Regions from separate parts of the Mus musculus genome. Here region 1 is linked to region 2. Evidence: chromatin loops called from intact Hi-C (ENCODE). Cell type or tissue: gastrocnemius. All regions are shown on one strand. Links, peaks and the distances in the headings refer to the core of each region. The heading gives the core; the rest is flanking DNA. Region 1 overlaps Gm20755 (predicted gene, 20755). Region 2 overlaps 4930556A17Rik (a long non-coding RNA gene).

Region 1 (5,377 bases), core at 83-5,082, 75 kb before region 2:
TTCATAGTTGATAGCCCCAGTGCTTCTAGTCCAGTGGCAAGACCTCACCTCGTCTTGGAGAGCTCAGAGGGGCCAAGCCATTCACCGCATGACAAGAAGGAAAGAAGGAGTGCCCCCACTAAATCCCTGAGAAGCACAGCCCAGTGACCAAATATGCAGACGACTTCCTTCTGGGACCCGCTTTTCAAAGTTCCCATCATCTCCTGGTAGCACCAAACTGGGGCCCTTGGGAACATTCTAGATGTAAACTGCAGCATTGACAGCTGCTGCCCCTTGCTTCAGTGCAAATAACTTCCCTGGGGGATTATCAGTCTATTCTGTACTACCCATAATAATTCAAGGGAGGAAGGAAGAAATGAAAAAATATAAAAGCCACAAATAACTGTCTTACCCCATTAGGAATACTATCAAATCACCATAAATGGAATGGCTTAGGAGCACTAGAAAAAGTTCTTAGAATTCTGGAGTCTATGGCATCCAAGATCAAGCTGTGGGTACATTGGGTGTCTGGTCCATATATGGAAGCTTCTGGCTAGAGGACATCTCTGAGGCATCTTATATGAGGGTACTAAACTAGCCCCTGGGGATTCCTCCCAGTGACCAGATGACTCTCAAAGGGCTTGCTTCCCATCACAGGCTGCATGAAAATGAGAATGTAAGCACAAGACTGGGTTTAAGGAGTGGAGACAAAGTACCCAGAACACAGCAAGGATTACAGCGATTCAACCAGTGTAACACATGGGAAACAGATCTAATAAACGGTTTGTGGTAGTTACCATCAACTTTTAAAAATAAAACAAACAAGGCCTTTAGTTTTAGATAGGAACAGATGGAAAGGCTAAGCACACGTTAAATATTCTTTAGGCCCATGCCTTTCCCAGCTCATAGCTGTTATATCTTAGACGCCCGTTCATTTCCCAGATAAGCTCTGTTTGCAAAATGCAGACAAAGCTATAGTGGCAAAATGAACTGTAACTGAGGTAGCATCCCCAGGCCAGTGTTCTTCTGAAAACAGGCATGTGCCGGCACGAGTATCCACCATTCACCAAACACTGAGAGTCACTTCTGGTATAACTGCCTTATTCCTACCAGAGTAACACATGGTGCCTTAAAAACAAACAAACAAACAAAAACCACACAGATATTCCATCTTACATCACTAGAAATTTAAAATCTCCTATGACCTTCACTGGACAGATATCAAGATTCCAGCTCCTCTGCATTTCTTCCTGCAAGCCAGGGGCAGGGGTAGACCCCATTTTCCTGCCTTTCTTGGCTTATCCAGGCTGCCAGTATTCTTCAGTGGGCAGTCTCCTTGATTCATTTTCAACATCAGCACAATCTTATCTCTTTCATCATCCACCCACCCCCCATCTCTGTCTCTGAAGGCAGCCAGGAGATAGTGTCCAAGTTTTAAGGATTGGTGACGTTACATTACCTCCCAGGGAGGATCTGGACGATGCTCTTTTCCACAGTGACACTGAGTTCCTCTTCTGCCCTGTAAGACTGCACATGTGTAGTTTCTGCACATTGGCATGGACAGTCGTGAGAGCCATTGGTTTAACCGCGTGGCATTTTTAAATTTTGCTACCAAATTATGGTTGGGCAGGAGAGGCTTGCATGTGCAAACACAGATTAAGGCAGCATTTCTCTTGCATGCTGCTTGCTCTGTTTAGCCCATGTCAACCTGCCATGTCCCCTCTCCCTTACTATGTTGCAAATTGCTGAATCAACCTCGTGATTCATTCACTCTGTCAGTCTTTCCCTCCTCAATCCAGGGTGGCCTGCCTACTAGTGAACCTGGAAGAAACCCTGTCGGGAGGATGCTTCCCAGACACTCAGAAATCAGTCTTCACTGGCCCTGAATAGGGCCTGCTAGGGTCATAAAATCATACATGTAAGTTGCTGATTAATTTCAGACCTGGGACAAGGGGCTGAGGTACATATTTAGCATACCAAAGTGAAACTAGCATCCAGGTTCTCCCAGCATCCCTCTGTGCCTACTTGTTACAGGGCATGCCTGGCATACCCTGCCCTCTATCCTGAACTCTCCAAACCAGGGGCTGGGCTGCCCTTCCCCCAGAAACTCTTTCCTATATAATCCAGACGTTTTGCATTTTGGTCTCTCTTCTCCCCTTCTCCTTCTCCCTTCTCCCTTCTCCCTTCTCCCTTCTCCCTTCTCCCTTCTCCCTTCTCCCTTCTTCTTCTCCTTCTTCTTCTTCTTCTTCTCCTTCTTCTTCTCCTTCTTCTTCTCTTTCTCCTTCTCCTTCTCCTTCTCCTTCTCCTTCTCCTTCTCCTTCTCCTTCTCCTTCTCCTTCTCCTTCTCCTTCTCCTTCTCCTTCTCCTTCTCCTTCTCCTTCTCCTTCTCCTTCTCCTTCTCCTTCTCCTTCTCCTTCTCCTTCTCCTTCTCCTTCTCCTTCTCCTTCTCCTTCTCCTTCTCCTTCTCCTTCTTCTTCTTCTTCTTCTTCTTCTTCTTCTTCTTCTTCTTCTTCTTCCTCTCTCTCTCTCTGCATTTCATTCTCTCTCACTGCATGTGCACATTCTCTCTCTCTCTCTCTCTCTCTCTCTCTCTCTCTCTCTCTCTCTCTCTCTCTCTCTCTCTCTCTCTCTCCCTCTCTCTTGTCTGTCTCCCTCCCCATGCCCTCATTCTTTCGGACCAGTAGACCCACCTGAGAACTGCTTCCCAATATACATGCCTTTATATACTCTGATCTGACTAGAATTAGGTCATTTCACTGGGGGAGAATAACTTATCTTTCAGTACCCTTGAAAATGACAAAATTAATAAATGACCATCTATTTTTCTCAGAATAAAAATATGTCCATTTATGAAAAATAAAGTTTCAAATTTATCAGAAAAAAATAATCTTAATTTGAAAGTTAAGTGGGTTGATAATTGGGTTTGAATATAACTTCCCCCCATAGGCCATGCATTTGTACAGAGACGCCAGATGGGGGCACTGTTTTGGAATATCTTGGAGCCTTTAGGAGGTTGAGCCTTGCAGGAGAAGTGGGGCTTGATGTTTGACAGCTAAGCCCTACTTCCTGTTAGTCCTCTGCTTCCTGACTACAGACATAAAGTGACCTCATGTGCCACAAGGATGGATTGTATCCCTTCTTAAGCTTCAGGCCAAAATAAACCCTCCGTCCTTTCAGCTGCTTCTTTTCAGGTATTTGGTCACAGCAATGGGAAAAACAACTTCTACAAGTGGGTATAAAAACTGCTTTTAATCTGGCAGAAACTAGAAACCAGGCGTGAGTGGCCAGGAACAATAACTTTCAGCTTAGCATAGACACTAAAGGTCAGAGAGTGAAGTAATGTGTGACAGACAAGAGAGACCAACTGTGAAGCAGGAAGCGCTTAGGACTAGACAAATAATCCTTGCATTCTAATTGAGTGGACCAAAATGTCCTAATTTAGCCATATGCTGGCCCTAACTGAAAAAGGTGGAGTTCTTAGAGTCATAGTCCCTCAGATCTTATTTTTAAGGATGGATCCTGGACCTATTTCCAACTCTTATATTTGTCTGTCCACATTTGTGTGACAAGTGTTCTGTTGGCCTCTGTCCTATGCAGAGTTTTCTGCTACATAGTTCAAGACTGCCTCTTGGAGGATAAAAATCAAAACCAATGACTGCAGCACTCAGTGTCTTAGGAAATGAGACCCCCACATGGGGCCCTAAGCTCATCACACCAATGATACTGTTCCTACGTGCCATGGCCTTCTTTCTGTTGCACACACAACCTTGGTTATTTCCATTCCTGAAGACTTCAGTGTTGCTTCTTCCAGAAGGCTGCCTTCTTATCCTTTTCCAGGTTGACTGTTTCCTGTGTTGACTGTGTTCCACTGTGACCCTCATTTGAGGTGACCTCCACAATAACTGAAGCACTCTATGAGGTCACTTCATCCTCACCCCTTTGGTATTTGCAAGTCTTCAGTTAAGTATGTATCTGGGGTTTGTTTCTGTTTACCAGAGAATAACTCCATGAGACAGAGCTTGACCCTTACATCCGCGTTCATCAATGGTACAAAGTAATACATGTCATTATGCCACTTCAACGTTTGTATCCAATGTTGTGTCTATAGATACTCATTGTCTTTGCTTGTCATCCTACCACAAATACACATGTTCACAGGTATACACACATACATGCACATATAAAATAAATAATTAAAAGAATTTAAAGTGAAATGTGAAGTCAATGGTGCTATATTTCATTTGACTCAATATGTCCATGCTAGTATGTTGGAGTTTTGTTTTGTTTTGTTTTGTTTTGTTTTGTTTTGTTTTGTTTTGTTTTGTCAGCTTGACACAAGCTAAGGTAATCTGGGAAGAGAGAATGCCAATCAAGGAATTGCTTCCATCAGATCAACCTGTAGACAAGTCTCTGGGGGCAAGGTCTTGATTAATACTTGACATAGGAGGTCCTCAGCCCACTACAGGTAGCTCAGGCAGGTGGTTTTGGACAGCATTATGATGGGGGTATGTAAGCCACATAGACCTTTTATTCCCCAACTTGCTTCTGGTGAATATTTTAATCTTGATGTTTTAATCATCACAGCAATAGAAAGCAGCTAGAAGAATGCCCAAAATGGTACCATTTTCATGCACATTCAACGACAAAGTTCAATTGATTTCAGTGTGTTAGGCTTCCACTCGTCACCCGTGCTCCGGTATCAAGTGGCCTTTATGTGGCCAATAGCTACCATGTCGCACAGTGCTGGTTTAGACACATCGAACACACCTGTGGAAAGCCTGGCTCATCGCAAAAAATCTCATCGACTATTTAATTTTTAATGTCAGGAGGAAACTTGTGAATCACTTGTTACTATAAACAACAGTAACTGAGTGAAACTTTAAAACATCGCTAAGATAAATGGTTGTCTCTATTTATCACAAAGCTACTGCCTGTTGGTGAGTTCATAGTTGTATATTTTCTACAGTGAGACTCTGCCAACGACTTCATCTATCCGAAGAACCTGCACAGTGTGTGTCTCGGTGTGACCGGGGTCAGCATTGGCTGCTCTTATAGCTATCATAACAGTGGTTAGCCATATAAAGGCCATGTCTATGAATGCAGGAAGTAGAAAGCAAAACATTTATACACAGTAGGCTTCAGAATCTTTCTAGAAAGCTCAACAGCCAAGAAATTACAACAGCCTGAACTGGAAACTCAGCACAGAAGGATGGCCGAATGCAGAATGAAATATCCCTGACTCTAGTTTTCAGATGTCTGAGAGTAGTTGTTTGATCAGTCCTGAGTGTCTGGACTATGAGCCTGAGACATGTTTTTATTGTTTGATCAGCACTACTCAGTCTTTCCTATCAGGAATCTTTTAATTTTTTGTTATTTACACATCACTTACTTTTGTAAG
Region 2 (5,377 bases), core at 174-5,173:
ACAAAAGCCCTGACCCACATCAAGTGTGGTAGGTTTAATATCAAAACAGAAGGAAGTATAATGTCGAGAGCCAATCAAGTCTATGGGCTACGGAGATTAAAGAAAATGTGACATTAAGCCAGGCCCCTTGGTGATGGGACCTGAGCTGCTGACATGCTTCCATCCAGGGCTCTGCGCATGTGTCTCACTCACTCTTTGCAGCTGCATCTAGAGGAAAAGAAGAAAGACAATATTAATTTTATTTTTTCTCTCTGCTTCATAAGAAAAAAATGCTTGACCCATAGTAGTCATATTTTATAAAATCTCAAGAGAAATATGTGCCAGGAAATTAGACTTTATGAGAAGTTAATAAGTAGGTAGAAACATACAGAAGGTCCTGTTTATGTTATATGAATAGGCCATTTTTAGCATCCTTTAATAAGACAAAGGTTCAACTGAAAGAAGCCACTAGCATGTGTGCCTAACAGCAATAGGCACATAGTTTGTCTGTAATAAATGGTACCTGTTAGAGTTAGATCTCCACTATTAAACAGTTACCAGAGGTCATGGACTGTGTTCACCAAGCATGTAAATGAAGTTTGGTGATAAACTTGGTGTAATTAAACATTGTAAGTTCAAACGGTAATTTGTTTCCCAGTTTCTCAAGTCTTGTGGCAATAGATTTCCTGGTCTTTGATCCACAGAAGTCAGGCACGGCTGTAATCAGGATTAAGCATAACACACTTGTTACAATAGGGTTGGCGATGACTCTATGGGTAACTGCACCAGCACCAAGACTGACAGCCTGAATTTAATTCCCAGGATCTACATGATGGAAGGAGATAACCCACTCTTCTGACCTACAAACACACACGCACACACACACAAACACACACACACACACACACACACACAAGCGTGAACATCATGAACCAACCTCCCCCCCTTCATCTATCTTCAGCCAAACATCCTTCAGCCATTCCTGCCAACCTGTGCCCTTTTCCCTGAGTATCTCACTTCTTCCTGATCTCAGGCTGCTCCAGAGACATAATACAGTGAGAGTTACACACACACACACACACACACACACACACACACACACACACACACACACACACCATAAGGAGGAGTATTCCTTACCAAGAGACAACTCTCACAATCAATCACATTATCTAACCTGTCCACAATTTACTCCAAAATAAATGAAGAGCTGAGGGCCTTACTGAGATGGCTCTCAGGAGAAGTCATGACAAGCCTCCGTGAGAACGGTTCACACATTCATCTCTGGGGGACCAAGGCCCAGCTGTAGCCACATCACGGTAGGGCATGGTCTTCTTTCACTATGACTCCACACAAGTGACCCTCAGTGACCAGCAGATTGCAGATAGAAAGCTCCAGTGGCTAGCTGAGCCTGGCACCAAGCCTTTTACTCCCCTTACAAATATTAAACACCTTCCATGACTAGTGGCATTCTCAGACAGCTCCCACACAGCTGTAGCCAGCTGGGCTCAGCTGCAACTGGTCACAGAGTAAGGACCAGATGAGCCTTGTCCACTGAAAACGTGCAGACAGCAGAGCCCTGCACTGCTGAGAAAGCCATGGACCAAGAGGACCAAGAGGAGAGAGTGCATCTGAGGTACCCACATGCCCCTGCTCACATCCTGTAGAGCAGGTAGTCCCCAGAAACAGTGACTTTCTTGTGGCCTTGTTTTTCAGGGTTTCTTCTCAGTGAGGGAACATTTAGGAGGCACTGTGCTGTCCTTAGTTGCTTGTCTCTTTTTCCTCCATCCTAGGCTGTAAAACAGTCATGGAGAGTTAGGGCTCTGGAAAGTGACTTAACAGCTGTAGCTGCTAAGGCCAAGGGATGGAGCTTGCACAACAAGAGAAGGGCAAACTTTTCAACCCTCAGAAAACTGCTTAACATCTTAGAGCTAACACTGTCTTCCCAGTCTCCCATGTACAAGAAGACCTGACGACAACCTTAGGTCACAGTGCAAGTCCTGAGCCAAACAGAAAGTGGCTGCATGTCTTTGAGGTAAAGGCAGGAACAAGTCTGCCCACGTACTTCAATCCTGTTCTGCAGCAGGGTTGAGGTGACCTGTGTCCTGTGTGTTCCTGTCCATCTTTCCTGCTTCCACCCTGGGTCACACACACACACACACACACACACACACACACACACCTCTGTCAGTGAAACCTATAGATCATGTTTAAAGCGTCTAGAAACAGTAATTGAAGAACAGGAAAGACCCCTAATGTAAGGACTATTTAGATTGAAGAGTGTCTGTTAAAAGTGTCATCTCTACAGGCAACTCAAGATGCAGCCTCCTGTTTAACCACACAGACAGGATCACAGGGGGAAATTACCTCAACACGTTCCTATGAGAGCTCGGGCATGCCTCTGTCTTGACTCACTTTTTCCCAGTGTGCCTAAGTCCACTGAAGGTTTCTAAAGAGCTCCACAAAGTCTTGCCTCAGGCGCTGCCACCTGCTAACCATTTCGAGAGACAGTTCCATGCCCTGTTTGCAAGCCTACGTTTTCATTACTGAGAGCCAGTGCTCAGAGCATGGCAAAACAGTTTAGTTCATGATACCTCTAAAGATTATTTCCCACTGACAAATTTGGCCCCTGTCCAGAGGATCAGGAAGCTTCTGGAAGGAGTCTGCCTCAGGTTTGCCAAGTCTCCCCTGCTGGGCTAAAGACACCTATTAAAACTCCAGAAAGAGCAAACCTCAGGAGACCATGAAGCAGGGACTGTGGTCCCAAGCGTTTCGAAGTTTGAAATTAATCTGGCCTCCACTCCCTAAGTTCCAGTGCCAGAGGGAGTTTGTTTTGCAACTGTGAATTTCTCACTGTGAGACACATGGGTCCTGGTGAGATCACACAGTGTAACTGTGGCACTTCAGTGAAGCCAGCCAAGTTCAAATCCACTTGGCTTTCCTCTTCTCCCAACATCCTTAGTTCGCACCCGCAACCGTGGCACTAAGAGGTGTTTGTGCAACTCGGAAGTGAGTCTGAAGAATAGGTTCCATTGAAGACGTGCTCGTACTGGACTGAAAATTATAGACTTACAAGGCTTCAGGGAGACAGGAGTGAGAGTCATCTGTGGTTGAAACCCAATAGTCGTTCCTGCCTGGTCTGTGATTTTCTACAGTAATGGGAGTTTAGTCAGGAATTGGGCCATCTGAAACACTCTTACCTCCTAGTGTTTTTGAAGCCAGCTGTAGCCGTTTGTCTAACTTCTGGATATGAACTAAAATGATACTTACAATCTATGACACATGTTCTCAAAAGACAACTCCTTCCTTCTTCCATTCCCCGGAAACTGCTATACTAGAGCTCTCCAGGATTCATGGCCACTTCATGGTCCTATAAATAGAGGCTGTGTATGATGGAGCACCAAGCCAGGGGATTCATGTATCAGCCTTCACACTAGCTTTTTATTTCTTCTCTCTGGGCACGCAGCAAAACAAAAATATCTCCTCCTGAGCTTCAGAGCTATTCTCGCCCAGCTCCTCTCCGGATGTATCATCCAACTCCATCTTCACTGGGCCTCCACTGAAAATGTTTCCAGATGCAATTTGGTTCTGTTTGTTTATTTGTTTTCTCAACTATCTCCATGGCTATTAACTGTAAAAATAGTCTACATCTGTCATTGATTTTTAAACGTCTGCATATTTATTTTCCAGGCAGAAGAAAACGAAGTGCTTTTTCCTCTTCCTCGCTTTGTTATTTACTCTCTGGCCATGTGTCTCTGTTCTTTCATCCAGTCTGGAACCCTGGGAGATCTCGTCCATCTGCAGGATTAACATTCACGCAAACAGCCAGAGTGTGTGCGAAACACAGCATTCCCACCGCCGCCACAGTGTCCTCGGAAAACTTTTTTTTTTAAAATATCAGCTTAAGTACAAAGCCTTTGAATGGTTAAGTGGGATCCAACCCAACAGTCTAGGCTCACTAAAAACTTACTGAGGACAAAAGGCAACAGCTTACAGAAGAGTGTGTGTCAGTGTGAAGAGATAGCATCGTGGAAGATCATTCATGGTCAAACAATGTTTGTTATGTGCACACATACATACTTGCTTGTGTGCACACACACTCATGTATACCATACCAGATCAAAAATGGCTTCTGTTGTGTGTACTTCTTAATAACTATTGGCAGAAGTCATCAGCAAAGCTTCCTGGTCTACGCTGTATTCATCTGTTTATCTTTTCTGTCCTCCTTCTAAATCACCAGAGAGAGAGAGAGAGAGAGAGAGAGAGAGAGAGAGAGAGAGAGAGAGAGAGAGAAGTAGAGAGACCCTAAGAGTGTATTAAGTAGAGAAGGATCTTTTCCATACTCCCAACCCAAGAGACTGTCACACATGAACATGGCCTCTGCCCCTCAAGAACAGTACCTCAACCCAGCGATACGAGATCATTCCACAAAGTAAACAAAGGACTTTTTCCTCTTCTTCACATTACTAACTCTCCTGTCATGTCTGCTTCAGTTGGTCTATGTAGTCTGGAAGCCCTGGAGATCTCTCCCTTCAGCAGGCTCCTCTTTCTTACTGCCGTACTACTCAGTACTACCTTGAATGACAGAACAGTTAGAAAGAGTCGGGCTTTAAAGCTGAAGACTATTAGTTAAGGAAGTAAACCCACCCCTTTAATAATCCTCTCCCTCTCCCCTCTCCCCTCTCCCCTCCTCCCTCCCTTTTCTCCCATGCTGTCTGAAACACAGCAATATTTAAAATTCATGCAAAAGTGGGTGAAGGTGTCTGTGATGAGGGTTGTCAAGTGGAAACCACAAGGCTGAGTCTGGGTGTGGCCAGTTGAAGGTCAGCCTTTGCATCTGGAAATGAAGCCTTTGGAGTAGGTCGTTTCTAGGCTCTCTTGGTGAACTAACATTTTATTAGTCTGTTATTATGAGTCTTTGTCAAAATAATTTAAAAATACATCGTTATTTTTTCTTACTCAAAATCTGGAGACGATGGCATATTTGTATTCACGTCTTTGGCGTATGACTCACTAGTCGAGTGACTTTTGTCAAGTCTAAGTATATTAGCATTCATCTACACACAGTCACCAGTGCTTCTGAGAAAATCATTTAACATGTGGGGACAGAACTCCCACCAAAGGATTGGATTTGTTTCTCAGTTCCATGATTTTATGATTCTCCAAAAATGGATTGCTGAGTTTAATACATAATAGAATTTCTGTTTGTGGGGGGGAAACAGTGGTTCTGAGATAAGGTCTCATGAATCCCAGGCTGGCCTCGCGACTTGTTACATAGCCGAGAACTTTGAATTTCTGATCTTCTGGCCTCCACCTCCCAGGCTCTGGGACTATAGGTATGTATTGTTGCTTTCATTCTCTGCAATGCTGGTGTTGGAGCCAAGGCCACAAACTGAGA

Evidence for each region. A loop is a pair of places that touch in the nucleus more often than their neighbours do. Peaks named below come from ENCODE experiments on the same cell type or tissue, not always from the same donor. Only the 100,000 strongest peaks of a DNase experiment are listed, where the experiment ranks them.
Region 1: a loop joins it to region 2, with 1.8 times the contacts of the local background. A loop is called at or near these places in 1 of 42 quality-filtered maps.

What each region holds. Positions count from the first base shown.
Region 1 is chr3:37,917,583-37,922,959 of GRCm38, reverse strand. The region is part of intron 1 of Gm20755 (predicted gene, 20755); the gene reads right to left. Among named protein-coding and RNA genes, the nearest start is that of Gm20755, 21 kb to the right of the region's middle. In gastrocnemius, for the core only: a CTCF peak has its summit at 2,952 (motif pointing right); no DNase peak of the experiment used is centred there; H3K27ac peaks cover 3,580 bases.
Region 2 is chr3:37,842,934-37,848,310 of GRCm38, reverse strand. 4930556A17Rik (a long non-coding RNA gene) reads right to left here. Exons shown (of 3, transcript XR_880780.3): 3 at 11-207. Among named protein-coding and RNA genes, the nearest start is that of 4930556A17Rik, 17 kb to the right of the region's middle. In gastrocnemius, for the core only: no CTCF peak of the experiment used is centred there; a DNase peak (open chromatin) is centred at 2,625; H3K4me3 peaks cover 1,391 bases; H3K27ac peaks cover 4,463 bases.